3 separate regions of the Homo sapiens genome follow, and all the other regions are linked to region 2. A link is a loop called in an ENCODE intact Hi-C map of the cell type or tissue named here. Cell type or tissue: mammary epithelial cell. All regions are shown on one strand. Links, peaks and the distances in the headings refer to the core of each region. The heading gives the core; the rest is flanking DNA.

Evidence for each region. A loop is a pair of places that touch in the nucleus more often than their neighbours do. Peaks named below come from ENCODE experiments on the same cell type or tissue, not always from the same donor. Only the 100,000 strongest peaks of a DNase experiment are listed, where the experiment ranks them.
Region 1: it touches region 2 in a loop (3-fold over the local background); 4 of 110 quality-filtered maps call a loop at or near these places.
Region 3: it touches region 2 in a loop (11-fold over the local background); 24 of 110 quality-filtered maps call a loop at or near these places.

The regions. Positions count from the first base shown.
Region 1 is chr15:99,366,931-99,374,930 of GRCh38, reverse strand. All of the region lies in intron 9 of LRRC28 (leucine rich repeat containing 28), which reads right to left. Among named protein-coding and RNA genes, the nearest start is that of LINC02244, 31 kb to the left of the region's middle. RefSeq lists an enhancer at 3,126-3,185. In mammary epithelial cell, for the core only: a CTCF peak has its summit at 3,239; no DNase peak of the experiment used is centred there.
Region 2 is chr15:99,698,811-99,709,492 of GRCh38, reverse strand. MEF2A (myocyte enhancer factor 2A) reads right to left here. Exons shown (of 12, transcript NM_001319206.4): 9 at 6,108-6,131; 10 at 2,638-2,764. Among named protein-coding and RNA genes, the nearest start is that of LYSMD4, 29 kb to the left of the region's middle. In mammary epithelial cell, for the core only: CTCF peaks have their summits at 4,928 (motif pointing right) and 5,627 (motif pointing left); DNase peaks (open chromatin) are centred at 1,772, 4,932 and 5,682; H3K27ac peaks cover 2,770 bases.
Region 3 is chr15:99,750,699-99,761,380 of GRCh38, reverse strand. No RefSeq gene overlaps it. Among named protein-coding and RNA genes, the nearest start is that of LYSMD4, 23 kb to the right of the region's middle. RefSeq lists a silencer at 1,131-1,331. In mammary epithelial cell, for the core only: a CTCF peak has its summit at 5,373 (motif pointing right); no DNase peak of the experiment used is centred there.

The DNA of each region.
Region 1 (8,000 bases), core at 1-8,000, 330 kb after region 2:
CTTTGGGAGGCTGAGGTGAGCAGATCACGAGGTCAGGAGATCGAGATCATCTTGACTAATACAGTAAAACCCTGTCTCTACTAAAAAAAAAAAAATTTAGCCAGGCGTGGTGGTGGGCGCCTGTAGTCCCAGCTACTTGGGAGGCTGAGGCAGGAGAATGGTGTGAACCCAGGAGGCAGAGTGAGCCGAGATCATGCCACTGCACTCCAGCCTGGGCGACAGAGTAAGACTCCATCTCAAAAAAAAAAAAGAGATTGGAACAAGGCAAGGATGTCTATTTTCACAACCTTAGTCAGCATAGTACTCAAAGTCCTAACCACTGCTATAAGGCAAGAAAAAGAAATAAAGGCATACAGATTGGAAGGGAAGAAATAAAACTATTCCTTAGCAGACAGCATGACATGATTTTCTATGCAGAAAATCCCAAGGCATCTACAAAAAATACTCCTAGAACTAATATGCCAGTTCAGCAAGGCTGTAAGATATACAGTCGAAATATGAAAATCAGTAACATTCCCAGATGCTAACAATGAACACATGGAAATTGAAATTTTAAAACACAGTATCATTTACAAGCACACAAAAAAGTGAAATATTTTGATATAAACTTAGGAAAACGTTTAATGATTTATATGCTGAAAATTATTTAAGATGCTGACGAAAGAAGTAAAAGACCTAAATAAATGGAGAGACGCATCATGTTCATACATTAGAAAACTCAACATAGCATATATGTCAACCGTTTCCAAATTAATCTATAAAGTTAAAGCAATTCTTATGAAAATCTCAACAAGGCTTTTTGGAGACAAAGATAAATTTATTCTAAAAATCAGTGGAAAAGTGTAGGGCCTAGAATAGCTAAAAAAATCCTGAAAGGGAAAAGCAAAGTAGAAGTATCACTCAACCTGATATTAAGGCCTACCATAATCTAAACTATAGTAATTAAGACAGTTTGCTATTGACTAAGAGATAGACACAGATCAAGTGAATGGAACAGAGAATTATAATACAATTATATTAACAGAGATTTATATAGGCTTCATGACCTTGGGGGTAGGTAAAGATTTCTTAGAACACAAAAAGCATTACTATAAAATTGAAATGGATTAATTTAACTTTATCAAAACAGAAGACTTGTTTTCAAATGACATCTTTAGGAAAGCGAAAAGGCAAGCATCACTTTTGAATTTTTTTCTTAACTCAGGAAATTCTGTAAATTTTGAGTTATTAGATACTTTTGCATTACCTCTAATTTTAAAAAATTAAAGTTGGCTGGGTAACGGTTAATGGGTACAAAAAGTAATCAGAAAGAATGAATAAGACCTAGTATTTGATAGCACAACAGGGTGACTACAGTCAGTAATTGTGCATTTTAAAGTAACTAAAATTGTATAATTGCATTGTTAGTAATACAAAGAATAAATGCTTGAGGGAATGTGATTTTCATGATGTGATTATTATGCATTGCATGCCTGTATCAAACATCTCAAGTACCCCATAAATATATATATCTACTATGTACCCACAAAAATTAGAAATGAAAAAAATTTTAAAAATAATTTTTTTTAAAAAATGAAGTTGGTTAGAACCCTAGTTCCAATAATTTTTATGCTACACCAGGATGTATACATTTGAATAAATCACAATTGAAAAGAACCACAGACATAAAAAGTGCATTTTGGGGGATTCGCTGATGAAACTTAACACAAGGAGCAAAAGATAATTATGTTAAATGCAAATCATTCATACAAGGGATACATTTCATACCACAGCCATTTAGTTTTTAAAAATAAAGCTCCTCATATGGTTTAGCTGCGTCCCCACCCAAATATCATCTTGAATTGTAATTCCCATAATCCCCATGTGTCGTGGGAAGGACCCGGTGGGAGGTGATTAAATCATGGGGGGGTGGTTACCCCCATGCTCCTGTTTGCGTGATAGTGAGTGAGTTCTCATGAGATCTGATGGTTTTATAAGGGTCGTTTCCCTCTTTGCTCAGCAGTTCTCTCTCCTGCTGCCATGTGAAGGACATGTTTGCTTCCCCTCGAGCCATGATTGTTAAGTTTCCTGAGGCCTCCTCAGCCATGTGGAACTGTGAGTCAATTAAACCTCTTTCCTTTATGAATTACCCAGTCTTGGGTATTTCTGCACAGCAGCATAAGAACGGACTAAAACAGCTCCCAAGCAAAAGCATTCAATTCCATGAAGATACGGGATTTACACTCATTAAAGGATAATGTCCTTTGGATCATCATTAACTACTTATGAAGCTCACGGGGGTGGAGTAACCTGGAGGTTTCATATTTGTGCAACAAATAAATCCCAAGGCTGTGTACTTATTTGCTTTTGGGAGACTCATCTAATAACATATTGTATCTGCTTGTTGTATTAATAATCTGAGTTATTACAAGTACACCAACCAATCTGCTGCCTTAAGAATGGATTCATGTTGGTTAAGTCCTTTAAAATCCAGAACTGTGGCACCAGAGACATCAGAGGTCTGGGGAAACACTTTGAGCTAAGCAATAAGCTCTACAGTTAAGAAAAAGATGCTGATAAATTCTACAAAGAACATCAGACATGACATTTGTTGCTTTAGAATCTTTGAGCATATTTACAGGCAAGGCAGAAGAAAGAGCATTTCAGCTTGGTTTTAAAATACAGAAATACCACTATTCCTTAAAAGAACGAATCACAATGCTGTTGGCACATATTGGAGCCCACAAAAATCATAAGAAATGTGCGATTTTTTCTGCAAATATGTTTCCTGATTAAAAACACAAAGCATATATTTGACTCGTACAGGAAGTCAAGCCAAAAGAAAAAATAGTATTTATAAGACAAAGTTAAAATCCTGAGCTTGTGTACATATTAACTTACTCAAGAATCATCTAATAACATATTGTATCTGCTTGTTGCATTTATGTTAGTAGTGACTGTCTCTCATGGGAAGATTCTGTGTGCAGAAACAGAAACAGAAATGTCAAGCAGACTTCTTTCTTGATTGTGTCATTGCCCTAGACATTAGGAATGAGATATGTATGAGAAAAGAATTAGGTGGTGGGGTCAAAGCAGAATTTTCAGTACCTACTGCAGAGCACAGCCCATGACAGATGGTCAACAAATAATTTTTGAATGTTGTAAGGAGGAAGAAACAGCTAAGAACAATTTACTTAAATTTTTGAAGACTATTTCACTTGTGGGAAATTTCATAAGTCACCTTAAGAGGGTGCCAACGAATAGGCTTCTGCCAAAAGGAAAAACAAAATCCCCAAAATGAGTATGCAAATAATGTTGGTGTGACTGATATTACTTGGCTTCAAAGAAGCAATAGCCACAAAAAGCAAGGGTAAGGAAATATGAAACATTTCATAAGTGAGGAAACCAGATAAGAATTATATAAAAGAGCTTATTTTAAAAATAAACTACTAGTGAGTGGGAGAAGGGAGTATTAGTTGTTTTGAAAGACAAAAGGAAACTGTAAGACCAAGTCAGTTTTGCAGGCCCTCTAACAAACAGGTCTTTACCTCAAGGCACAACAATCACTCAGACATGTGGCACTCTCATAGAATCACTCCGGCCCAGAAGACCAAGAATTCCTGAAAGAACCAAGCTATGTAAATCTGAGCTTGAAAGTGGCCTGATTGAAGCCCATGGAGCCCTCACCTACCACAGCACCCGGCTGGCAGTAGATGTTCGAAGTGTGTTTGCTAACCAACTGGATAAATTAATAAACAAGAGGATGAGTCTTTTGAGTTACTTGGAAGTAACCTGAAAATTTTTTTTACAAGAAGCCATTGGCATACTAATGTTTTGTTTTTGTTTTTGAGAGAGTCTTGCTCTGTCACCCACCCTGGAGTGCAGTGGCGCGATCTCAGCTCACTGCAACCTCTGTCTCCCAGGTTCAAGCAATTCTGCCTCAGCCTCCCAGTAGCTGGGATTACAGGCACTTGGCATACTAATGTTTTAATAATTAAAAATATTTTTAATTTCTAAAGCAAATACCAGTTTGTTACAAAAATTTAACACTACTCAAAGGAAACCACTGTTACTTTGGTGTATGAGTCCTTCCCAAGACTTTTTCTATATATACACAATTGTTTCAATATGTGTGTATGTGCATGTATTTACTATATATGTGCACATAGATATACACATATATTCACACCTATAATTGCTTGACAAAGACTGGATCACACTATGCAATCTTTTATGTAACTTGCTTAATAACATTTGTAATTGAACAAAAAAATTTGCCATAACAATCTTTCCTTTTCTTTTTTAATATGTATACAGTTTTAGGCAAAGGGCTTTTTCAATGCCTCTAGAAATAATTTTTTTTCAAATATTGTTTTGTAGATTTGTAAAATTATATCCCAAGTATATGGAGTTGAAAATGAAAGTTCTCCTTCCACCTGACTACCTCATAACTCCACATTCCCCCCTTCCCAAGATACTCATAGTAAAGAGTTGGAGCTCCATCCTTCTGGACTTTTTAGTGCAAACACCCAAACCATACACACACACACGTGTGCATGTGTGTATATGTACATACGTACACATACACATATATTTCGAAAGTACCTTGTTCATAATGTTAGAGAATATTTAATTTTGTATTTATGAGTTTATGAGTTGAAAGTATATTTAAACTCATTATTTACAAGTTTATTTATTTCGAGATTTCTCTATGCTAATATGCTGGTCCACTTAGTAGCTAATTGAACAGCACAGTGGCTAAAACACAGATTTGGAGCCAGACTATTGGGGTTCAAATCCCAGCTCTGCTATGACACCTTGGCCCAGTTTGCAATCTTCCTGTACCTGTTTGCCCTGTAAAAGGGATATCACAGGTTGGACCATACGCATATGACTTGTATGATTCAACTTAATGATAGTACCTATCTTACAGTACTAAGAAAAGTAAAATAGCTCAACTTCCAAACTAGATCTCTTTATCCCCAGGACTACTGGTTCTTCCATTGCACGCCATGGCTTATTACACAAAAGCAGAGATAACACAGCAATAAAGCCTGAATGCACTCTGTACTACCCGTTATGGCTAAAGCTTAACCCAGCAATATGGGAAGAACCATTGGGTTACCGGCCTACCTACAGTTCCTGTCTCAAAATACCCTGGTGATTAAAGTAAGACCTTTTAGTTAATTTTATGTGTCAACTTGGTTAGGTTATGGAGCCCATTTGTTTGGTCAAATACTAGCCTAGCTGTTGCTGTAAAGGCATTTTTTAAAGATATGATTAATATTTAAATCAGTACACTCTGAGTTGAGCAGATTACCCTCCATAGTGTGGGTGGGCCTCATCCAATTAGTTGAAGGCCTTAAGAGCAACAAAGTAGAAGGTATTCTCCCTAAGACTGCAATAAAGAATCCCTGCCTAAGTTTCCAGCCTGGTGCCCCGCAGAATTCAGACTCAACACTGCAACTTCAACTCTAACCTCAACGTCCAGGCCGCCAGTCTGCCCCAGTTCTGAACGCGCCAGCCTTTGCAATTGTGTGAGCCAATTTCTTAAAATCAGTCATTCTCTCTCTTTCAATGTGAGAAATTTTGCTATCAGGAAGTGGGATGCTGCTGTGACAAATACCTAAAAATGTGGAAGTGGCTTTGACATGAAGTAATGAATAGAGGCTGGAAGAATTTTGAGGTGAGTGATAGAAAAGAGATTATTGGGAGAAATAAAGAAGAATCTAGTGAGGGCTCACAAAAGAAAGGCAGGAGCTATAAAGTTTCTAATGTCTTAGAAAATACATTGTCAGGAACAGAATGTTGCTAGAAATAAAAATGTTAAAGATGCTTCTGGTGAGGTCTCAGACTGCAAATGAGGAATGTATTATTGGAAACTGGAAGAAAGGTGATCCTTGTTATAAAGTAGCAAAGGACTTGAGTGAATTGTGTTCTGTTGGATGGAAAGCAGAATTTGTAAGTGATAACTTGGATATTTGGCTGAGGAGATTTCTAAGCAAAGTGTTGAAGGCACAGCTTGGTTTCTTCTTGCTGCTTATAGATGTGAGTAAAATACAAGAGGAGAGAGATGAATTGAGCACATTATTATTAAGCATAAGGAACCAGAACTTGAAGATTTGGAGAATTCTCAGCCTATTCATATTGTAAAACATGAAAGAGAACACCAACAGTGTGGCTGGACAATGGTTTGCAAACAGATTAGGTATGTGACTTCTGGATCATCAACTATTTCAGCAAAAATACTGCTAGCTTGTACTGAACAGGACAGAAATGGGATGAGATGAAGAAATGCTGTCAGACTTCTGGGATTTTAGGCAGGATGGCCAAAAGAACTACCTAGATGCAAACATATGTTATACTTAAAGAGAAGAAAAAGCCCAAGGGTAGGGCAACCTTCTCAATTCCAGGGGCAGGGCAACCTCTTTGGTTCATCCAGGACTAAGGGGGTGTGATTGCCACCCCACTGGGCCCAGAGAACAGAGTGTGGAGCCAAAGAGGATTATTCTTAAGCCTTAAAATCTAATGGAATTTCACCTTCTAGATTTTAGACTTGAGACCTGTGACCCCTTTTTTTCCTTCTAGCATTCTCACTTGTGGAATAGGAATGTCTATCCTATTCCTGTCCCAACATTACATGCTAGAAGCAGATAAATTGTTATCTGGTTTCATAGGTTCATAGCTGGAGAGTTTTGCCCCAGGATGAATTATGTCCTGACCCATACCTGATTTAGATATTTAAGATGAGATTTTGAACTTAAGGGTTGATGCTGAAATAGATTTAGGACTTTCTGGGCATGGGATGGGGTGAATTCATTCTGCATGTGAGGACATGAGTTTTGGGGGATGTGGTATTGTGAAATATATATTTAGTCTTAGACCCTGTTTCCTGACATATGGCTCCTAAAACTCTGAAATCTCCTAAGTGATTAGAGTATCATTCATATGCTAATGAGACAACTGGTGGCTTGGGAATCCCTGGGTAGCTTCAGGATGTGTGCTGGTCACCAGAAAGACCAAGACACAATTAGAGGGTTGGGACTTTTAGCCCCATCCTTGACCTTTGGGGAGGGGAGGGGGGCTGAAAGTTGTGCCAATCACCAATCATCAATGGTTTAATTAATCATGTCTATGTAATGAAGCCTCCATAAAAGCCCAAAGGACTGGGTTTGGAGAGCTCTGGGATAGCTGGAAGATGGCATGCCCAGAGAAGGCATGAAAATTCCATATTTATTCCCACAAGCCTTGCTTTATACGTCTCTTCTATCTGGCTGTTCACCTGTATCTTTTATAATAAACCAGTGAACTCAAGTGCTATGGTTTGAATGTCCCCTCCAAAGTTTATGTTGACATTTAATTGCCAATATGACAATATTAGAAGGTAAGGCCTTTAAGAGGTGATTAGGTCATGAGAGCTCTGCCCTCATGAGTGCCATTATCACAGGAGTGGGTTAGTTATCGTGGGAGGGGGTTCCTGATGAAAAGGACAAGTTTGGTCTGATTTTCTTTGTCTCTTGTGCCTGCTGCCCTTCTGACATGTTATGATGCAGCAAGATGGCCCTCACCAGACGTGGCCACTCGATCTTGGACTTCCCAGGCTCCAAAAGCATGAGCCAAATAAACCTCTTTTCTTTATAAATTACCCAATCTCAATTACTCTGTCATAGCAGAATAAAACAGATAAAACAGTTACGTGTTTCCATGAGCTCTGTGAGCCACTCTAACAAATTAACTGAACATGAGAAGGAGGTATTGGGAACCCTGATTTTATAGCTGGTTGGTCAGAAGTACAGGTGACAATCTACAACTTGCAACTAGCATCTTAAGTGGAGGCAGTCTTGTGGGACTGAGCCCTTAACCTGTGGGATCTAATGCTATCTCCAGTAAGATAGTGTCTAGAAACTGATGGCCTTACAGGACACCCAGCTAGTGTCTACTGGAGAACTGACTGACTGGTTGCTGGTGGGGAGAACTTCCCACAAATTTTGGTGACAAGAAGTGAAACATTCAGTGTTATA
Region 2 (10,682 bases), core at 1,271-9,270:
GCAAGGACCCGTCACACTGACGCCTTCCCCAGTGCTCCCTCCGGCCCACAGTCTCCTTCGACCTCTAGATCTTTTAAACGACCTAGTGCCATGTCCATTTGGACGCCACTCCAAACGCCACACATCTGACATGGCCCATCCTTTCCTGCAAACCTGTTCCTCCTTAAGTACTCTTAGTACATGGCACCAACATGCACCCAGCAGCTCGTGCAGAAGCCCATGGGTGTTATCCTTGCTACTTCCCTTCCCTCTCACTCCCAACATCAATTTCCAGGTCTGAGCAATTCTATCTGCTCTCTCTCAAGCCTGCCCAGGTCTCACCATCTCTACTGCCACCTCTCTAGTCTATGCTATCAGCACCCATTGCTTGGACCACTACAGTAGCCTCTGATGTGGCTTCCTGGCATTGCCTTTTAACCCTATATACAGCAAAGACATCTTTTTAAAATAACAAATATGGTCATGGCACTCCTCTACTTCAAAAGTTTTTTATGGCTCCCCAATGCTCTCCGGACAGTTTCCAAAATCCTTGACATAGTCTACAAATCATTACTTACCTCTCTAGTCTCAATTCTAACCACCCACGCTCTGTCCCCATTCCTTCAGCCCCGTCCCGCCCGCAAACTCCTAGCCTTTGTACAGGCACACCCTCTCCCAAGAGCACTCTGCCTCCTCTGCCTGGCTGAGTCACGCATGTTCCTTCCTGTCCGAGCTGAGACACAGCCCTTGACACAACTGCAGCAGCTTATCCCTAGAGCTGTGTGTCTTGTGCCTTCCCCCCAGGCTTCACTGCTGACTGCACTCCTGCATTTCCAGTGCCTGGCACAGTGCCTGCCACACAGCAGCTGCCTGATAAATATTTGCTGAATAGATGTGGAAATAAGTTAAAAACAACATGGTAAACTTCAAACAGAGTAAGTGTTACGAGAAAGAGAAGAAAGATAAAGTCGGTCAAAAGGTGGCATGAGACTGACGCTAAGCGACTGATGATTTTGAGAGCCTGCCTCCATTTTTATATGCTTTGGTAATTTCTTTTATACTTTTAAAAAATAAATTCCCAATTCAATGGCATTTCTAAAAATAAGTATAGTGGAATTTCTAAGTATACTGAAAAACCTGTAATGAAACGGTCAGTAAACCATAATCTGACACCCAGTTCAAGCTCCCTCTTCTCAGCCAATACACCTTTGAACAGTATAGCTTTGCCCTCCCTTCTCAATTCTCAGAGTATAAATTCACAATCACAACAATTCAGGACTTCCCCTCCACGGTTACCCACTTAGGTATGTCCTGCCTCCTCACTTGGAATAAACTTGGAGAAAGCTATGTCCCTAGTACAGTCTCTCACAGAGCAGGTGATCAATGCGTCGAAACAGAATTTCTATGAATGCTTCATCCCTGGCTTTACTCTGGAACCTTGTTCTGTGCAAGGCACTAATAACAGGCTATGATTCACAATCCCTAAGATAGTATGCAGTTGACAAATTTGGGCATTATTTTTCATACTAACGGTTGGAAAAGTAATGGATATTTCCTAAGAGACTTTTTTTTTTTCAATAAAACCTTTTATTGTTGATTCTGTTTTAAAAGAACTTCTTAGAATTCAAGTGGCAATCAAATGTTATCAACGCTCTGTCCCCTCACGTAGCTGCGGACAGCAGTTTCAAAGTTCTGTGCCAAAGCATTTACCCTGAAGGCTAAAATCAGACCATCTTTACCACAGTCTACTTATGACACTCAGGAGAATCATAATAACTTCTCTGCATTGCAGTCTCTGAGTAATGGGCAAGGGAGAATTGAACTACTGCCGTCTTCCTCTGAAGCATCAGGTGTTTGGCTCAGCTGATGAGAAAGCGAAACCACATGTGTTTTCCACTCCTTCTTAGATTGGTAAATTTAAATGAAACCAGCTGCCCTCGATTCTCCATACAGTCTGCTTGGCTAAAAGCACTCCTACGATCACTGTAATATTCTTAAACTTTCCTAATACAACCCCAAATTAGGGCATTTTAAGATGAAATGCCTAAATAAACATAAATGAAGGAAAAGCTCCCCTCAAAGGCAGAGTGACTGGCTCCGAGGAGAAATCAGAACAGCCCTTGTTTTGCCCCTCAGGTGCACATGACATGGACCAAGCTAGTGGTTACAGGGAGGAAAACAGCCTGTTCGACACAGCCAAACGTCGGCCACCTCCTGAAGTCTCAGGTCCAAAGGGATTCATGTCTTTCCCAAAGCAGGTTAACACAGCATAAAGACAAACATCTTATTTTAAAAGCCTGGAAAAGCGTGATACTGTATGAAGAGAAACTACATCAGCAATACTCAAGCAACAGGCTGCTCCCCTCTTGGCTTGATGCATGTCACCATTTTGCTATCATCCACGTGGCTTTGTGTCAGGGGTTAAGTGAAAGTTCACACTGGAGAAGCCGGAATAACTTACTCATCGCACTATCCACACTATCCATTTTGTTTGTAATTTTTTCAAGGCTAGCACATTGAAAAATACATCCTAATTTAAATCTAAAAAACTGGAAATAGTTTATTTCAATAAATATACTTAAAAAAAATCACAGAAGCACACGTTGATCACAAAACAGAGAGCGGTAAAACCTACGGAAGGCACCAGAGCAGGCTCACCAGTGTTGTAGGCAGTCGGCATTGCTGAGTACACAAGTCCTTGCGGAGGCAAGCTTGGGGTTGTCACAGACACGACTGGGGTAGCAAGAGGTTGAGTGGCTTGAGAACTACTGATCCTCTGGGTATTCTGTGAGATCAAAAAAGAGAAAATGTGTTCTGATGTGGTATTTATGTTGACTTAAAAATCACTTTCAATTTAAGTGACATTTTTCACAGTTTCATATGAATGTCATTTTCTGAAGCACTGATGATGTGAAAACTTCAAAAATACTAGTGAGAATAACTAAATATTTAATTTGAAGGGTCCTATTTTTACATTAATTCTTTTAAAATAGTTGATTAGTGTCAGACACCCCACGTTAAAATAGGAACTTCTGTTACAGGCATTAGCACTTCTATTTGTTGCACAAAATGAGGACTTGATGCCACTACAAATACTGTCAGACTCCCCTAAATGAAGTATGTGTAGGTTTTAAATACCTGATGATGGCAAAGGTCATCTGTATATATAGGGATTGTACGTCTATGAGTATAGGAATCAAAACTACTTTTCTTTGCGGTATTATTTACGTGTTAACACGGTTTGAAGTCATGGCTTATTGGGTGCAGCTTGTATTCTTATTTCTTTCTCTCCAATCATGCAGTTGACCTATTTTTTAACAACAGATTCGGACATGTATCCCTTCATAGTCCCCTGGCCTTCTGTAGCAGAGGCTTTGAGTAGAGAATTTTGAATCAAGTACTGCCGACAGGGCAGTGGAAGAGCAATATTAAATGCTTTTTGCCAACTGGATGCATCTGTGTAGCATCCTATCCATGCTGGGAATGGATAAAAAAAATTCAACTATTAAATAATCCAGTTAGTCTAAGACAGTCATTGTCCTTAACGTGTAGGAGTACGACAGAAGCAGTTTCTCGCCAAACTGGCTTAAGGTAACGGTTTTTGAAAATCAAAGATCAGAGGAACACAACAGACTCTGTGTCACTAGCACATAAGAAAGCCACAGCACAACTCTATTTGTTTTTTATAAATTATGTTACAGCCTGATAACTGACATTCGGGGGTCTGAGCCAAATCAGTAAAGTATAATTCAGTGCCTTTGAGATTATGAAGAGTTAGAATGTGATTCCATTTTCTCTATCACAATTTTCAAAAGGGTACATCAGACAAAAAGGCCTTTGGCTAGATGTAGACACTTACAAACATTCGATGAGGATCCTGATCTCAGTTTATTTCTTTTTAATTTCTACTTTCTAACCTAGGTTAGAAGATGTGAGAAAGATCATGTGGATGTGGATGTATTGCCTGAGTTTCTGTCCCAGATTCACCATTTCCTAGGCATTGGGAAAATAATTTGACCTCTCTGAACTTCTTCATTGTCAAATAAAGAAGATATAGCAATCTTTGTCCTGGCTGCCTTGCACAGCTACTGTGAGAATCAAATGAGGTTACTATGTCAGAAGTGCTTTCATAACTGAAGTACTACACAAATATAAGATAATATCCTTATTGTCCTAAGAAACCCTCTGTCCCAAATTTCTATATAACTGGTGGGAAAAAAGATACATATTTTTATTCCTTCTAATCCATAGCCTAGTCTACTGCAGCTTTCATGAAGTCAAGTTGTTCTAGTATTGCTCGGCTTCTAAAGGAATCTGTCGCTGGTCTTAACAGTACAGTCTTTAGTGCAGGCCCCAGGGCACCTGTCCTTCTGCACTTCGGATCAGAGTCATCCACAATTATACTTTAGAGCTCAAGGCAAGCTGAACAACTTTCTAAGTTGTAACGGACTGTGCTTCTGATTATATTTTGGTTCTGGCACATAAAGTTCTGCATTTTTAATTGATTAAGTTTTAAATAATATAAATGGCTGTTTATAAGTTTTTAGGTATGTATTTTAAAGTCTTCAAGGACCTAATATATTTATCTCTGAGGTTCTGTAATTACAGATGTACTCTGAGGAATGTGGAAAATCAATGTATGCCAGTTCGGAATATATTTTAGTCTCAGCATCAAGTTTATAAATTTAATGACTTTTCGAGATAGAGATCTACTTTGGACTTAATTTCTTCTTTAATATTTAGTCTGGAACTTCATAAGTCCAATCACTAGGTGAAAGAATACAGTATGACATAGTTTGGCCTGGACCCTACCTACTCCATGGCATCATCTTCATGCAATCTCCTGGCATGTCTTCAAAAGCAGTGAAGACTTCAAACACTAGTTCCACTCATCTAAGCTCCTCATCTCAACGGCACTGAGTTCTACAAGAGTGAGTGATTTTCAGAACCACAAGAGGGCAGTATAGTGCTAGATAATTCATGGACGCATTCACAACTCCTTGAACAGTGAGGTCTAACCTAAGGTGAATTATTTTAGCTTGAATTATAAACTCTCATTTACTGATCATTATGGTATCATTAAGTAAAGTGTTTCTCCAAAAGATATTCATAATATAATTCAAAACATTTACAGCTGACTAGAATATTTCAGTTGGCCAATACAAAACTACACCCAAAACTGTGAGTGATCACAAAGCTAAATAAAGAACAATCTCGTATTTTAAGGGGAACAGATAACCTTCTTTGAAAAGAAAACAAACTGTGCAAAACACACCAGCATGCATAAACATGGAATATTAAAACCAACGGATGCCTTCCTCCCCCATGCTTTCATGCACTCTTAACCTTTGTCCATGCTAAGAAACATTTTCAAGTTTTTATTCCCCTTAAAGTCCTTTAATTAGCAGCTGACTTTGAAATTATATGATGACTCCTGTGAGGTTTTGGTTTTAGTTCCTAAAGAAGAAATAGATCAACTGCAAGCTGCTTTTAGTCAAGTTTATTTTCTAGAGGAAAAGCCAACAGAAAACGTTTGTTTTGGAAAAAGGGCAATAGTTGCTTTTAAGAAAAGAGCGCCTTCTGATAGAAAAGTAAACTTATATACACATTCAATTACAGACATTCCTTTTAGTAAACAGGGAACCCCCTTGTGGTTCAGGCTGTATCATGCAGGATGAAATAATTCCAACGCTGAAAAAGGTGACCTCACCAAAAATGATGTAATCTTTTTGAAAGAGAAACAACACAACATCGTGTGTTACAATCTGAGGAACTTCGAGGGTGAAGTCATTTTCTAAAAATATTTCAATAATTTGGAGAGCTATATAAGGTATTTTGTATCTTTCCTTAAAAAAAAAATTAACAAGTATCCTATGCTCATGGACAGCTACTGTTTTTAAAGGCTCTATTCCAATGTTCCCTCCAACAAATAAAATGGGTCAACACATACAATTATAAATAGAAAAACTAGAGTCTGTAGTACCAGTAGATTGCTTTATTCAAAGTGTTTGAATAGTGTTTAAAAAAATTTGTGTAACAAAGGGAACATTGGTTAGATAACAACACGTAAGAGAATTAGTACTTTCTACATCTTTTTCAACTTCCTTCAAGCAGAAACCCACACTCACCAACTCCAATTCCTCTTCCTCCGACTGTACTCAGCACATAAGAGGGATAAGAGAGTTACTAAGACTGTTGGTACTCACAAACAAAATATTTCTTTAGAAAAAACATATTTGGACACTAGCAGCTGTCTGGAACTCTAAAGAGACGATTATATACACAACAGATAGAAATATAAATTACTTGTCTCTACTTGTTGAGTTTTCAAAAGACTAGAAAAATTATTTTAAATTCTCTAGGGCCAGTATTCAAAGACACCCTCCTACCCCAACTTGGTCTGCTCTCATGCTGGCCTCTTATACATAGTCATGCTACTGCAACAGTATTTAAAAGGGGTTCCTCATCATGCTATCGATCTGTATTTGGAACTGTGAGAATATCAACTCTGTACTTGTAACTCTGTATCTTAATCACCCTACTATTACCCCACCTGGTGATACATGTTATCTATCTCCTACTGAATTCTGCTTCTTGGCAGAAAGAAACTGCTGTATGTTTTATTTCCCGCAGGAGCTAGCAGTTATAAAACAACAGGAACACAAACATTTGTTAATAAATACATGAGTTTTAAATACCAGTTTTATATATGTTTATCATTTGCAAATATATTTTCATGTGAATAAAATGACTTCAATGGAGAAAAACCACATATTTGAAGAAAATGAGACTGAAGGAGAAATGAATTCATAAGTCATGTAAAGAAAAGAAATAAGGCTGGGCACGGTGGCTCACGTCAGGAGTTCAAGACCAGCCTGGCCAAGATGGTGAAACCTTGTCTCTACTAAAACTACAAAAATTAGCCAGGTGCGGTGGCAGGTGCCTATAATCCCAGCTACTCAGGAGACTGAGGCAGGAGAATTGCTTGAACCCGGGCGGCAGAGGTTACAGTGAGCTGAGATCACGCCACTGCACTCCAGCCTGGGTGACAGAGTGAGACTCCGTCCAAAAAAAAAAAAAAAAAGAAACATTTTTGCTCCTTTTCTCCATAACATTTAGAAAATATTAACATGCTAGAAACAGTCTAATCAGTTTTTACTTGTTTTACTTGAGTAAGTTAAGCTTCTCTGTCAGTCTGTGAAAAGTGTCATTGTAAGTGCCACTGATACATGAAGCCCTAATCTGGAAGAAGGTTTCTCTGTAAATGGTGTGTGTAAAGTAGGTGGGACCGATTACTTACTCTGAAAAACAATCACTTGATCTACAACTGCTATCTCCAATGTGGGCAAGATGCTATTCAACTGTTTTGTTATAGATATCTTTACATATCTCCAAACACAAGGTACACACCAAAATATACTGTCTAACATTATAGCTGTGTATGTGTAAAACATATGGTTTTCACTTTAATATACAGGAATAAGCGTGTAAATAGTTCATACGACACATTTTGAGTTTTCCATGGAGATCCTTCATGCTCTCCTAACAATCAGACATAACTTTATTAAGCAATTGCTAAAATGCTTAAATGGAGTTTGTCTCTAAATTGGCAGTTTACTAACAATTCTTGTAAACATTTCTGTACCCTACATGACATTTTGTAGAGTTTATTTCTGAAAGACAGTAGCAAGTATTGCATATCCAGTACCTGAAAGGTGAGCTATGGGACCATCCTAAATGCCATTTTTTCTTGGCTCCCTTTTGGGGTGTATTTCTTTGTTATGTATGTATGTATATATTTTAAACTATTTATTCTGAAATAATTTTAGACAGCATTTACAAAGAGAGCTCCCTCACATCTCACTCAGCTTTCCACATTGTTAACATCACAAGGAAATACAATGCAGTTGTCGAAACTAATAAAAATAATACAGCACCAATTAAAGCTTTGGACTTTACTTGGATTTCACCAGTCTTTCAACTGATGTCCTTTTTCCTGACCCAGGATCAGATCCTGGATCCCACAAGCCTTTAGTTCTCACATCTCCTTCGTCTCCTCTGCTCTGTGACAGTTCCTCAGTCTTTCCTTTTCATGACCTTGACAACTTGTTTTGCATGACCTTGACAACTTGTTTTGAAAGAGTGCTGATCAGTTATCTTATAGAATGTCTCTCAATTTGGGTCTGATTTTCATTCATAATCAGATAGAAGGGCATGGATTTTTGCAAGAATACCACAAAGAGACATGGCTTTCTTAGCATGTCATATTGGAAGGCACATGTTGTCTTTATGTCCCATTACTGGTGATGTTAACCTTGATCCTCCGGTTAAGGCAGTGTTTTCCAGGATTCTCTTATTTCTAATTCTCTAATTTTTCCCTTTGTAAGAAATGAATATTGGGGAAGAGACATTCTGAGACAAAGCAAAATAGCTTTTTACTTAAACTTTTTGCCCACTTATGTTAGCATTTATCCACTGACTTTGCCTGCAACAATTACCATTGTACTGTGGTGTTCTAATGCTGATTTACTCTCTCTCATTCTTTCTACATTTATTAATTAGTTATTTTCTAAGGAAGAGTTGTCCCTTTTTCCCCTTATTTATTCTATCATTTATTTATATCAGTAATGGACTCAATGTTTTTTATTCCCTGGGCTATAATCCAATACTATTGTTATTTTGTTACTCAAATTGTTCTAGTTTTGGCCACTGGAAACTCTTTTGAAAGGCCAGCTCCCGTGACTTTTGATACGCACTTTCTTAACCTCTGACAACCCCGGCTCATCCCGTTTCCCTGCCCCAGCTCTACAACAAACCATTTTTTTCCAAGCAGCCCTGAGTCCTTGTATTAGAAAATGGTGTTCTGAAACTAAAATCTGAGCACCAGGTATGTTCAGTTACTGGATGCTATTGCCTCACAGACCTCTCAGCAAACAGAGCTAGGAAATATATGATGTATACTAATTCATATGTACACACAACTGTACCTTTTTTGTGTGTGTGTGACAGGGTCTCGCTGTGTCAGCCAGGCTGGAGTGCAGTGGTACAATCATAGGCCACTGCAGCCTCGACTTCCTGGGCTCAAGCGATCCTCTCACCTCAGCCTCCCAAGTAGCTGGGACTATGGGGGCATCCTACCACACTCGACTAATTTTTGTATTTTTAGTAGAGACGGGGTTTCGCCATGTTGGCCAGGCTGGTCTCAAACTCCTGAGCTCAACATCTGCCCGCCTCAGCCTCCCGAAGTGCTGGGATTACAGGCACGAGCCACTGTGCCCAGCCAGACACATACGTACATATGTGTGTGTGTGTGTGTGTGTGTGTGTATATATACACACATATATACGTATGTGTCTGGCTGGGCACAGTGGCTCATGCCTGTAATCCCAGCACTTCGGGAGGCTGAGGCGGGCAGATGTTGAGCTCAGGAGTTTGAGACCAGCCTGGCCAACATGGCGAAACCCCGTCTCTACTAAAAATACAAAAATTAGTCTCCACTAAAAATACAAAAATTATATATATATATATACACACACACACACACACACACACACACACACATATAAACTCTTACTGAATCCTTCAACTATAACCCTGAAACACAGGCTCATTCTAGACCCCACCCCCAACCCCCTGGGTTATCTGCAACTTTCTCCTCCAACCATGAGAAACCTGGCTGCCTTTATCTACAATGTCCATTTGTTTATTTACATTTTATATTTATTTATATGTTCAACCCTTTGTGTTTGTGTATGTGAGGGATGAATTTACCATCTAGAGCACAGTGATTTGCTACAATTTCGTTGGTCTCTAACCTTACAGTATCCAGTCAAAAGTTTCCAAAGTTACTTAGACCAGGTTCTTGCTTCCTCACCCCTTCAATATCATGTTACTTATCTGTAATAAAGTTATATTCATGTGTGACAATATGCATTCCATCTTGGGCTCCCCCGGAATCTTTTTTTACTAAATTGCATTTAGTAAAAGTCACTCTTTGTAGGTACAGTTTCATGAGTTTCAACAAACACAGACCCATGCATCTAACAAAACAGCATCACACAGATTAGTTCCATCACCTCAAAAATTCCCTATTAACCCTTTATAGTCAACTCCTCTCTCCACTCCCAACCCATGGCAGCCAGTGAGTTTTGCATTTTCCAGAATGAAATATAAATGGAATCATACACTACTGCTTCTTTTACTTAGCAAAATTCACTTAGGATTCATCTGTATTGCTGGGTGAATAAACAGTTTATTGCTGAGTAGCATTTCTTTATATGGATGTACAGTGTGTTTATCCATTCATCTGTTGAAGGACATCTAGGCTAGTTTCAGTGTTTCACAATTATGAAAGATACGGGTTTCTTATAAGTATAGTTTTCAATTCATGTGCGTAAATACTCAAAGAGTGGCATTACCGGATTGTACAGCAAGTTTTTTTTGTTTTTTTTTTTTTAATTTTTAAGACAGGGTCTTGCTGTGTTGCCCAGGCTGGTCTTGAACTCCTGGGCTCAAGCAGTCTTCCTGCCTTGGCCTCCCAAAGTGCAGGGATTATAGGCATGAGCCACCCTGCCTGGCCAGCAAGTGTATATTTAAATTCATAAGAACTGACCAACTCTTCAAAGTGGCTGTACCATTTTGCATTCCAAAGATATGGGAGAGATTTTCTGCTTTGCATCCTCACCAGCATTTCTAGTTTTTGC
Region 3 (10,682 bases), core at 1,659-9,658, 52 kb before region 2:
GGTGTTTTGCTTTTAGTCCAGTGAGGCCTGTGTCGGCCTCGTGATCTACAGAGCTGTAAGGTATTAAAATTGTTATTGTTTAAGCCACTAAGTTTGTGGCATGGCAGCCCTATAAAACTAATACACTGGTTTCTTGGCATTTCTTAATTCAGCCCAAATGATTTAAAGGAATGATAATGAAAGGAAGAAAAAGCCTAGAAATGGAAAAAGAAATATTCAAGTTATTGGCTGAGCAATGGAGACTAACAGAGTGTTTAGTTTAGTTTGTTATAATATTGGCTGAGCACAGTGGCTCACGCTCATATCCCAGCACTCTGAAAGGCTGAGGCAGGAGAATCGCACGAGGCCAGAAGTTTGAGACCAGCCTGAGCCATGTAGTGAGACTCCATCTCTAAAAAAGAAGAAATAAATGTTCAAGTTACGACTAATATTTATTACCAATGCAAATAATATTTTGCCTATTAAAATTGAAATTGGAAAAAACAATGTGTTAACCAATCTGTTCAAACTAATTTCAAAATACCATGAGAAAATTCTAAGTATGCCTGCTTGACAGTTCACCGTACTGAACTGAAAATGGAATATTCTTTGCACAAAACTAAAAGAAAAAAAAAACAAATTTAAAACTATAAGTAAAAAAGACAATTAGATTTAGTATTGCTCAGCATGGCAGAATACTTTTTTTTTTGTCCAGTGTCAATTTATGACAAGGATATTTCCAGCTTGGTTTGTTTAAAATATATTTGTACCAACAGAATATTTAGTTTGTTGTAACATTCCCATTTAGGTCTCTAAGTTTCACAATGTCTTAATACAACAATTTTTATTTTACTGACAACACTTCATTTGTTTTGAATAAATATATGATGATACTGATGATAACATGCATTTGTGTGCTTACGACTGTGCGTTCATGATAATATCACTAAGGGCTGGCCCTGTACTAAGTGCTTTATAAACATTAGTTCATTTCGTCCTCGTAGGAAATCAGTGAACACAATGTTACTATTAATCCCACTTTAGAACTAGGAAAATCAAGGCAGAGAGAGGTTATTTGCCCAACATCCAGCAGCAAGCAAGTGGTGGGACCAGGAAGGTATGTACTGTCTCTGCTCTCCCTCTAGGTCAGGCATATTCTATACTACACGTCTCATACGCATTGTTTCAATGAATGCTCACAGTGTCCTCCTGTAGGTGCTACTGTTAACTCCTTTGCAAAGGAGGAAATTGAGGCTTCAAGAGGCGAAGTGACTTGCTCTAATCACTGTGTTCCACCATATTTTATTCCACCAAATAAGCCCTTGTGTTCTATGTTACATTATTCTAACGGCACGCCAGGATCTAACTGTACTAGTTACACAGCTAGAACCTAATATGGTTATTCAAAGAGGAGCTCATGAGCAACCCAACCTTTGCCTCATCTTAGAAGTCTTGATGGTGAGAAATAAAATTGCAGCCACTAAATGTGGGTCTTGGGAACAGCAGAGGATGTCATCAAACACACCCGAACACCTGGCTAGAATGAACAGGGACCAGGACAGAGACAATATTACCCTCTCCCCTAACAAAGCAAAACTAAACTCTGTTTTGCAAGTCCAGTGCACCAGGATTATAAACGTCAGGAAATAGAATTTTAATGCCACTGTACACCTGCAAGAAATTGGCCTTTTCCTTAAAAAAAATCTAAGACACATTAGTGTTTTAAAAATGGATTTATATTGCTTACTTTGATTATGAACTGATATAGCACAGAACTATCAGGAGCCTGGCTCCTTTTAAAATATAGACAGTTACACTGTGTTCTTTCCTTCCTATAATCACTTTATGATCAAATGCAGAATATTTCAGTCTGCAATTTCCAATTTAATTCTTGTCCTCATTTGAGCTATTAAACTGGACTCCATTTCAGCAGTAACTGAGCTGACACTCAATCCTCTATTACTAATGACTGTATACAGCCATCTGCTTGAATGATTTTCACCATATGTGCTTAAAGAAAGACAATGTTTTTACATGCTTGCTGTAGGTAATACTTGAAAATCATAAAAGAAGAGCAAAATCAGAGTCAGCTGTAAAATTGCAAGGAAAAATGAAAATCCTAAAAATATGTTTGAAATCCCAAGAGTTAATATCAGTGCATTTTCTATAATTTCTAAGTCAATTCAAGTACAATTTGAAGATATTAGTTCCCAAACTGAAAAGAAAAAATTCATCACAGGTCATGATCTGTGATTAACATTTTAAAAAATTTAGATTAACATTTAAAAAATTATTCTGATCAAGTCAATTATGATTTGAGATAATTTTTTATTTTCAGTTTACTAAAAGGGTTTTTAAATAATTTCCCTGGCCATGCAGAATTTAGTTTGCTTCCTCCAAAACATTTTAGTAACATATAAGTAAAGATTATTTAATTTAAACCTTTTAGCAGATATTGTTCTGTAACTCAAATACAAATAAATTTTCTTATTTCTGGTTAAAGATTTATTTCACTTAGTTTATATAATTAACCTTCAATTAATTAATGTTATTAATATTGTGATATGTTTACATGTAAAAAATGGTGAGATTAAGTCCAAAAAAGTGGATATGGAGGAAAACCCACATACAACCAACACAGCAGACCTACCAGACATTCAAAAGAAAGTATGTCTGAATTGAAATTTAACTACAATTATGCCTGTTAATATTATTTTTATAATTGATATCTATGTGATGGCACCTTTACCTGCATTGCTAGAGTGGATCCTCACGACAGCCACATGAAGTGCTGAGTTCAAATATCATCTTAATTTTACCAATATGGAAACCGACGCTCTGCGCAATAAGCAAATTGCCCAAAGCCACGTAGCTGGTGAGTGACTGCTCCATGTTTCTCTCCTCCTTCTTTTGATTCTAAGTTCCAGGCCCTTCTCACCAAGACTTACTGCCATCTCTGTTGACTCTCATGTCTAACATAGTTTCGGAGACATCCCCAGCGCTAAATGTTCCCTTGGGGAAATATGCAATCGGTTGTTGCACACATGATTTGAGAGGGGGCTAGTTTTGTCCATTCCTGAAAACTTGGGAGGGGCATACAAACAGCCGAGGCGAGGACTCTGAGAATGATTAGACTAATATCTCACAGTTCATAAACTGCTGCCACATACATGGTTCCGGTTCTATTCTCACGGTAATCCTGAAGTATAGAGAGACAGCGACTTCGTGCATTTCATAAGAGAGCAAATTGAGGCTTACCACTTGGGGTTAAATGACTTGAACAGGATGACACAAGCAGTAAGTGAAAGGAGGAGGCAGGCCATGCACCCTGGTGTTATTAAAGTGCCTTTCTGGTATCAGTGCGCTTTGTGATCCTTTTAATTGTATATTTAATTCCAGTAACCAGATGAATCCAAATTTAAAATATAAATATGAAACTGCATTCCAAATCCAAATAAGGCAAATTCATTTTGGAACATCCATTATTTCAAGGCATCTTTATCAGAATTACTTTTATTATTACAAAAATGTGAGCTTGCCAGCACTTTGGGAGGCCAAGGTGAGTGGATTGCTTGAGACCAGGAGTTCAAGACCAGCCTGGGCAACATGACGAGGTCCCATCTCTACAAAAACTAGAAAAATTAAATGAGTTTGGTGGTGCCTGTGGTCCCAGCTACTCAGGAGGCTGAGGTGGAAGGATCACCTGAGCCCAGGAGGTCAAGGCTGCAGTGAGCCATGATCCCAACTCTGCGCTCCAGCCTGGACAACAGAGTGAACCCCTGTCTGGAAAAGAAAAAAAAAGAAAAAAGAAAAAAAAGTAAGCTCTTAATAAGCCATGTGAAATCTTCTCAGGCTATAAATCTACTTCATCTAGGTTAAATAAGATTATTGATAAACTTTTATTTTTTTGATTGAGATATTTGAAAATAAGCATGTGCATATTTGAAAATACATTTGTTTTTGTATAATATTGATTTTTCTTCAGAATTAAATATCTGGGCCAAGTTGATTAAATAATAGAGCTGTCATCTCTTCATTTTCATAGCAAAAATACTATGCTAAAAAGAGACAATTTTCCCAAAGGACCTTCTTTGTCAGGAAGTTTTCTGAGTGTTCAAGCATTGTTGTCCGTTTTTTAATGGTATCACCTTTGTTGGGACATTTTGGCCTTTCTCCATCAGCTGAATACCATCATTCTTTCTCGCGTTCTTTGTTCCATTTTCGGCAAGGAAGATGGACACTGCTGTGGTGACCCTGGCCTCTTGACAAGGAAGGCCCACTGATGTCACAGAAGCATTTCTGTTAGATATGGTTGGGCTCATTAGGCAAAAAGAGGGGTTTCTTTTTGAAAATAAAATGACATTAGGGTTTCTTTATACCCTGATCAATGCTAAGAATGAAGCTCTAATAATCCTTTAGGAATAAAAGACAATGAAAAAAGAATTCTTTTTTACATTAACCTTTTTTCCCAAGGTGTTCTTCCTCAATGTATTACCTCACCATATGACACAAAAAGTCTAGCTTCATGATTTATTATTCTGTATAGAACTGAAAGCAAGAAATATCTGTTAGCAAAATACCAACAAAAACTCAACCATTCTACTATGGGGATTGCAGTTCTCTGTTCCCGTAGCTCTTCCCAAAACGAACAAAAAACAAAATGGTACTTCCCTATTATAACTATCACAGAAAGATTAGATTTTTAGATATCGACTTCTTTGAGACGATAAAGTACAAATAATCTCTCAAGTTACTTTTCATTTTTCAAAATAAAAAATAAAAAATTAATTGGCTTTGATGTGATGAATTTAACTTTACCAATAACTGCTCCCTGGACCAATGCTTAAGTTTTGAGATTTTTTATAAGTGTACAGAGGTTGAATTTTATCAAAACTATCATGACATTAATCCAGGTAGACCACTATCTCTCCCTCAAACCTTCACTAGCAGGTGGTTTTAAAGATTGTTGCTATTGGTCTGATGGGAATTTATGGTAAATAAAATGTATGTGTCAGTTTCCTCAGGTGTGCATAATAACGGTATTTAACTCAAAAGCTTATAGTGAGCATTTGATAGGTTCATGCCTATAAACCATTTTTAAAGGTAACTGGCACTAAACTGTTAGCTATTAGCAGTCCAGTTATGACAGAATTAAAATTTAAACAGTAGTGCTGAACATTTACTGCCTCATTGTACTACTCCAGGGACAAGAAGGCAGATGACTTTCAATTATACAATCTTTTTCCAATATGATTTCCTAGATTCTGTTATATTTATCAATTTCTTGCCTCTCAGCTTTAAATTCATTCTTCAATATTTGCTCTGTGCTAATGAATGGGATTCCTTTAAGCATTTCTCCGGAACAGTGACTACATTGTTAAAATTTATCGGTAGAGGGCGATAGAGTGACATTGCAGGAGGAAGAGGGCTTCTGCTGGTTCCGGAGGCTGCACCCTTGGTCAGCAGAGCATGTGTGAAGACAACTGGTGATAGTTCCTACCATGTGGCTAAAATGTGTGCGCCCTCGGCAACCTTGCCATCCCAGTCCAGCCTAGCAACCCCCTTCCTAGAGCCCTCCCAATGTGGACATGCATATTCCAGTTGTCATCAGCAGCACACCAATGCCTTCTGTACACCTGCCCAGTTGCAGTCCAACTGCCCCCTGAAGAGGGACTTCTTGCTGGCCTAGTGAATGTGCATCACATCTGGTCTGGGCAAACCAACGACCTTCTGTGTCATCCAGTGAACAGCAATCGCACCTTCTCCAACCTCCAAGGCCTGAACCCAAGCCCTGGGGAGGTATCCAAGTTTGTCTTTCCTAAATCACTCTTCCTCAGGCCTAAGATACCTTTTAGCTTTCCATTGTACCTTGTAGTTATGTTCTTCTCATTGCTTAATAATTTTTTTTTTTCGAGACAGAGTTTTGCTTTTGTTGCCCAGGCTGGAGTGCAATGGCATGCTTTCGGCTCAGTGCAACCTCCACCTCCCAGGTTCAAGTGATTCTCCTGCCTCAGCCTCCCAAGCAGCTGGGATTACAGACATGTGCCACCATGCCCGGCTAATTTTGTATTTTTAGTAGAGATGGGGTTTCACCATGTTGGCCGGGATGATTTCGAACCCCTGACCTCAGGTGATCCACCTGCTTCCGACTCCCAAAGTGCTGGGACTACAGGCATGAGCCACTGCGCCCGGCCAATAATTCTTCATAATAAAGCTTCTCTTGTTTAAAATACTACATGTCTATAGCACCATCTCCTTGGTACTGGCCTCCTGATAGTGAATGAGTTCTCATGAGATGTGGTCAGTAAAAATTTGGCACCTCCCCCTACCCCGACTCTTGGTCCTGTCCCTGCCATGCAAGACGCCTGCTCCCTCTTTGCCTTCCGCCATGTTTGGAAGCTTCCCAAGCCTCCCCCAAAGCAGAAGCCACTACGCTTCCTGTACAGCCTGCAGGACCATGAGCCAATTAAACCTCTTTTTATAAATTACCCAGTCTCAGGTATTTCGTTACAGCAATGCGAGAATGGGCTAATACAGCAGGCTATATCTGCATGGATGCTAACTATAGCAATGTTTACATTGGAAAAAATAGGAAACAAAGTGAATGCTGCTGATGGGGAAATGGTTGGATGAATTATGTTTCATTCATACCCTGAATAATAGCATCTCTGGTTCAATTCCACTAGAAACAGACTCTAAGATTGAGACTAGTGAGGTTATTGGGAACTGCTTTGGGCATCACTCCTCTGAGACAGGCGTTACCAACCCATGGAGAACTGGAGCTGAGCAGGCTTTCAGAGTGGTCCTGAGTGGAGCTCAAGAGCCAGGCATTGGGATGTATACATTAGCCAGTCATTGGCTGTGGATGCCCCCAGGATGAGTCTTAACCTTGAGTGAAGTGGCCCCTGCAGCAGGCAGTGATTCCCAAAGAGAGACTCAGCTATGAGCCACAGTGACCAGCAATCCTAGAGCTGGGGGGATCTGTGTAGGGCACTGCAGCTTCCACTACTGTCCACCCATCACGTTAATAGGGTCCACGTGATTCCTGTGGCCAGTTTGCCTGATCTGAGAACAGCTCCTTTAAGATTCTGGTTGGTCTCCGGTCCTGGAGAAACTCACAGGGGAAGTCCAGTGGGACAAACTCCAATCCCCACAGCTGCCACTGGTCACGAGGCCCCAGTGGATGCATATGGTTTTCCTCCTCTATAGCCCATTCTGGTTTCCCCCTTGGCCTCAATAACTCCTCCACTAGGCAGATGGCAAAGGGGTCTGAGCCCCTGGTCATCATGCCCTGCCCAGGCCTGCCTCTGCTAGGGAAGTGGCAAATGACACCTCTGTGGATAACCTGGGGACCAAAGGCATTGTTCCCTGCCCCACGGTTTACCAGCAGCGTCCACCTCCTCTCTGTGAGGGTCAATTAATTGGCTTCACACTCCCCCAGCTGAGGTATGTTGAGTCTGGACCCTAGTTACTAGTCAGGTGGTCCAAGGAGAAGGAGGCAGATCCCCAGGAGTGAGGGAGGTGCATACAGAATCACAAGGCAGAAGCATCTGCAATTGTCTTCAAGCAAGGGGTCAGTGCTAGCCCACTGCAGGCCCAGAGGCTCAGGAGGTTCTGAGGTTTTAGGGTTTCCAGGTGTATCAACCCAGTTCTCCCCACCCCATGACTCAGGGTGGAAGCTTACTAAGGTTGACCAAGAGCATTCAACCTTCTCGGCAGCTCTGCTTCTCCTGTAACTAAGTCTAGGGCCTGATTCTCCATTTTTTCTTCCCATCAGCTGCGTGAAATGAGATTCTCTGCCTGCGCTGTCAAGGAGGCCCTCGGGCTTCCACACTGAGCCTTCTATAGCTGAGTAATCACCCTCACCTTTTGTCTTTTTTAATGCATCATTTGCCCTCTGAAATAGCCATTTGATTCTACGATCCTTATAATTACGAGTTTATCTGCAGCTCCCCAGATCCTGAAATACTGCACCAGCTGCTGAATTTCTTTCCACCAATACCCCACCTGCTATGGACAGAATGTCTGTGTCCTCTCTAAGTGCATATGTTGAAGCCTAACGCCCAGTGGGATGGTGTTAGGCGGTGGGGCCTTTGGGAGGTGATTAGGTCACGAGGGTGGAGCCTCATGCTGGGATTAGCGTCCTTATCAGAAAAGACACAAAAGAGATGGTTTCTCTCCATAAGGTGAGGACACAGCAGGAAGGCAGCCATCTGCAAGCCTTCACTAGGAAGCTTGCTTTCACTAGACACCAGATCATCCAGCACCTTGATCTTGGACTCTCAGGCTTTGGAACTGTCAGAAATAAAGATCTGTTGTTTAAGCCACAGGTCTCTAGTGTTTTGTTATGACAGCCAGAGCCAAGACCCATGAGAGTTGCCCATTGCATCCCAGGGGCACCACAGAGGTGACAGGTGTTCCACCTCCTGCCAGGAAGTGGCTTTGCATTGCTGGGCAGCAGCGCATCCAGCTCCAAACTCTTACTTTGGACTCAGCTTCCTGAGACACCCCCTGGCACCCACTGCCCTAGGGCAGGTTCCTGGTGACAGGCTTCAGATAGAGACTTCTGGCAAGACATTTACAGGGGAATGCTCTTGGGATAAGGGAGGCAGGTTTAGACATTTGCATCAAAGGCTCAGCCCCAGGCAGAGTTGGAGCTGGAATGGCCTTCAAGTGTCCCTAACTGAGGCAAAAGGAGCCCCTTTGTGTCTATGTAGCCCTGTACTGAGCAGGCATTGAATCCAGGCTGTCCTCAGGCGGGACAGTCACCACAGGCAAGGCAGCTTCCTGGGCCGAGGGAAATCCCAAGGGAAGGACTGGGGTGTGTCGAGCCCCTCTTGGCACTGGGGGAACAAGTTCCTTCTCTAAGGGGGTGATCTGTGTGGCACACCCCAGCATCCACTACAATTAGGTGGCTGTAACATGAATGAGACAGAGGAATTGACATGCAGAGCTGTTGGGTGAGAAAAGCAAGACAGAAAAACCCAAAAGGTCCTGGTGTGCCTGTGTCTGTCACATACATATGTACACACGCAACCTCCCACTGCTGGCCATCTGACCCCACGACAGCACCTCCCTGGCCCTGCCATTCTGCAGGCCAGGCACTTGCTCACAGCCTCAGCCCCTTCTTCCTCTGCCGGGACTTCCTTCCACAAGAAATCTATGTGCCTCACTCCACTAATTCCCACCATCTTTGTTCAAATGTCACTCATTGGTAACGCCTGTAATCCTAACACTTTATTCAAATGCCACTTATCACTCACGCCTGTAATCCTGACACTTTGGGAGGCCAAGGCAGGAGGATGGCTTGAGCCCAAGAGTTCAAGACCAGCCTGGGCAATATAGTAAGATGCCATCTCTCCCCAGACTTCTAGAATACAGCAGTCTTCCTCCCTCCACCAGCTTTATCTTCCTGCATAGCATTCGTTGCCATTGACATCATATATTTACTTCCTTTTATTCCAGTGTCGCCTGAACAAATCCTTTCCTCACTCTCCTATTTTATAATAAATAGCGATCACCCCACTCCTTAGAAATCTGCTTATCTCCCTATTGGATTATTCTGAATCACTTTACCATGTCAACTGTTTTGCTTACTTATTTAGTTTGGTGCAAAAGTAGTTGTGGTTTTTGCCATTACTTTTAATTACAAAAACCTCAACTACTTTTGCACCAACCTAATAGTTTTTAACCCTGTCTTCTCTATACCGGAATATGAGCTGCAGAAGTGTTTTGTGCCTGTCTTAATGGCTGCTGTATCCCAGAGCCTAGATAAGCTATTTAAAGTGATAAGCAACTTAGAAGACATTTTAAAAATAAGAAATGGGCTGGGTGCAGTGGCTCACGCCTGTAATCCCAGCACTTTGGGAGGCCGAGGCGGACAGATCATGAGGTCAGGAATTCAAGACCAACCTGGCTAACATGGTGAAACCTGACCTCTACTAAAAATACAAAAATTAGCCAGGCATAGTGGCACACACCTGTAGTCGCAGCTACTGGGAAGACTGAGGCAGGAGAATTGCTTGAACCTGGGAAGCAGAGGTTGCAGTGAGCTGAGATTGCACCACTGCACTCCAGCCTGGGCGACAGAGCAAGACTCTGTATCAAAAGAAAAAAAAGAAAGAAAAGAAATGGGTCGGGTGCAGTGGCTCACACCTATAATCCCAGCACTTTGGGAGGCCAAGGCAGGAAGATCACTTGAGCCCAGGAATTCAAGACCAGCCTGGGCAATATAGTAAGACTCCATCTCTATTATTTTTAGAAATTATAAAATAGTTTTTCAAATTAAAATGTAAAAAGAAATGGAGCACAGTGTAGGGGAAGAAAGATGTGATACCATCACAATGGTCATGGCTGGCACTCCTAACAAAAGAGAGGTTAACAAGAGAAATGCCTATCAAATGTATTTACTCATAGTGTTATGTAATACAGGAGGCCTCAGCAATGAGTCTATAAACCAAAAGGTCTCTGAAACAGGCCTCAAGCAATTTAGAGGTTTATTTAGCGAAGGTTAAGGACGCACCAGGGAAAAAGAAACACAAAACCGCAGGAAAAAATCTGCGATCCCTACTTTTCCCCAAGAGAATTTTGAGGGCTTCCGTATTTAAATGGGAAAAGCAGGCAGGAGGGGAAGGAGGGAGGGTTCGGTCACATCACTGAATCCACATGTTGGAGGGGAAGGAGGGAGGGTGCGGTCACGTCAC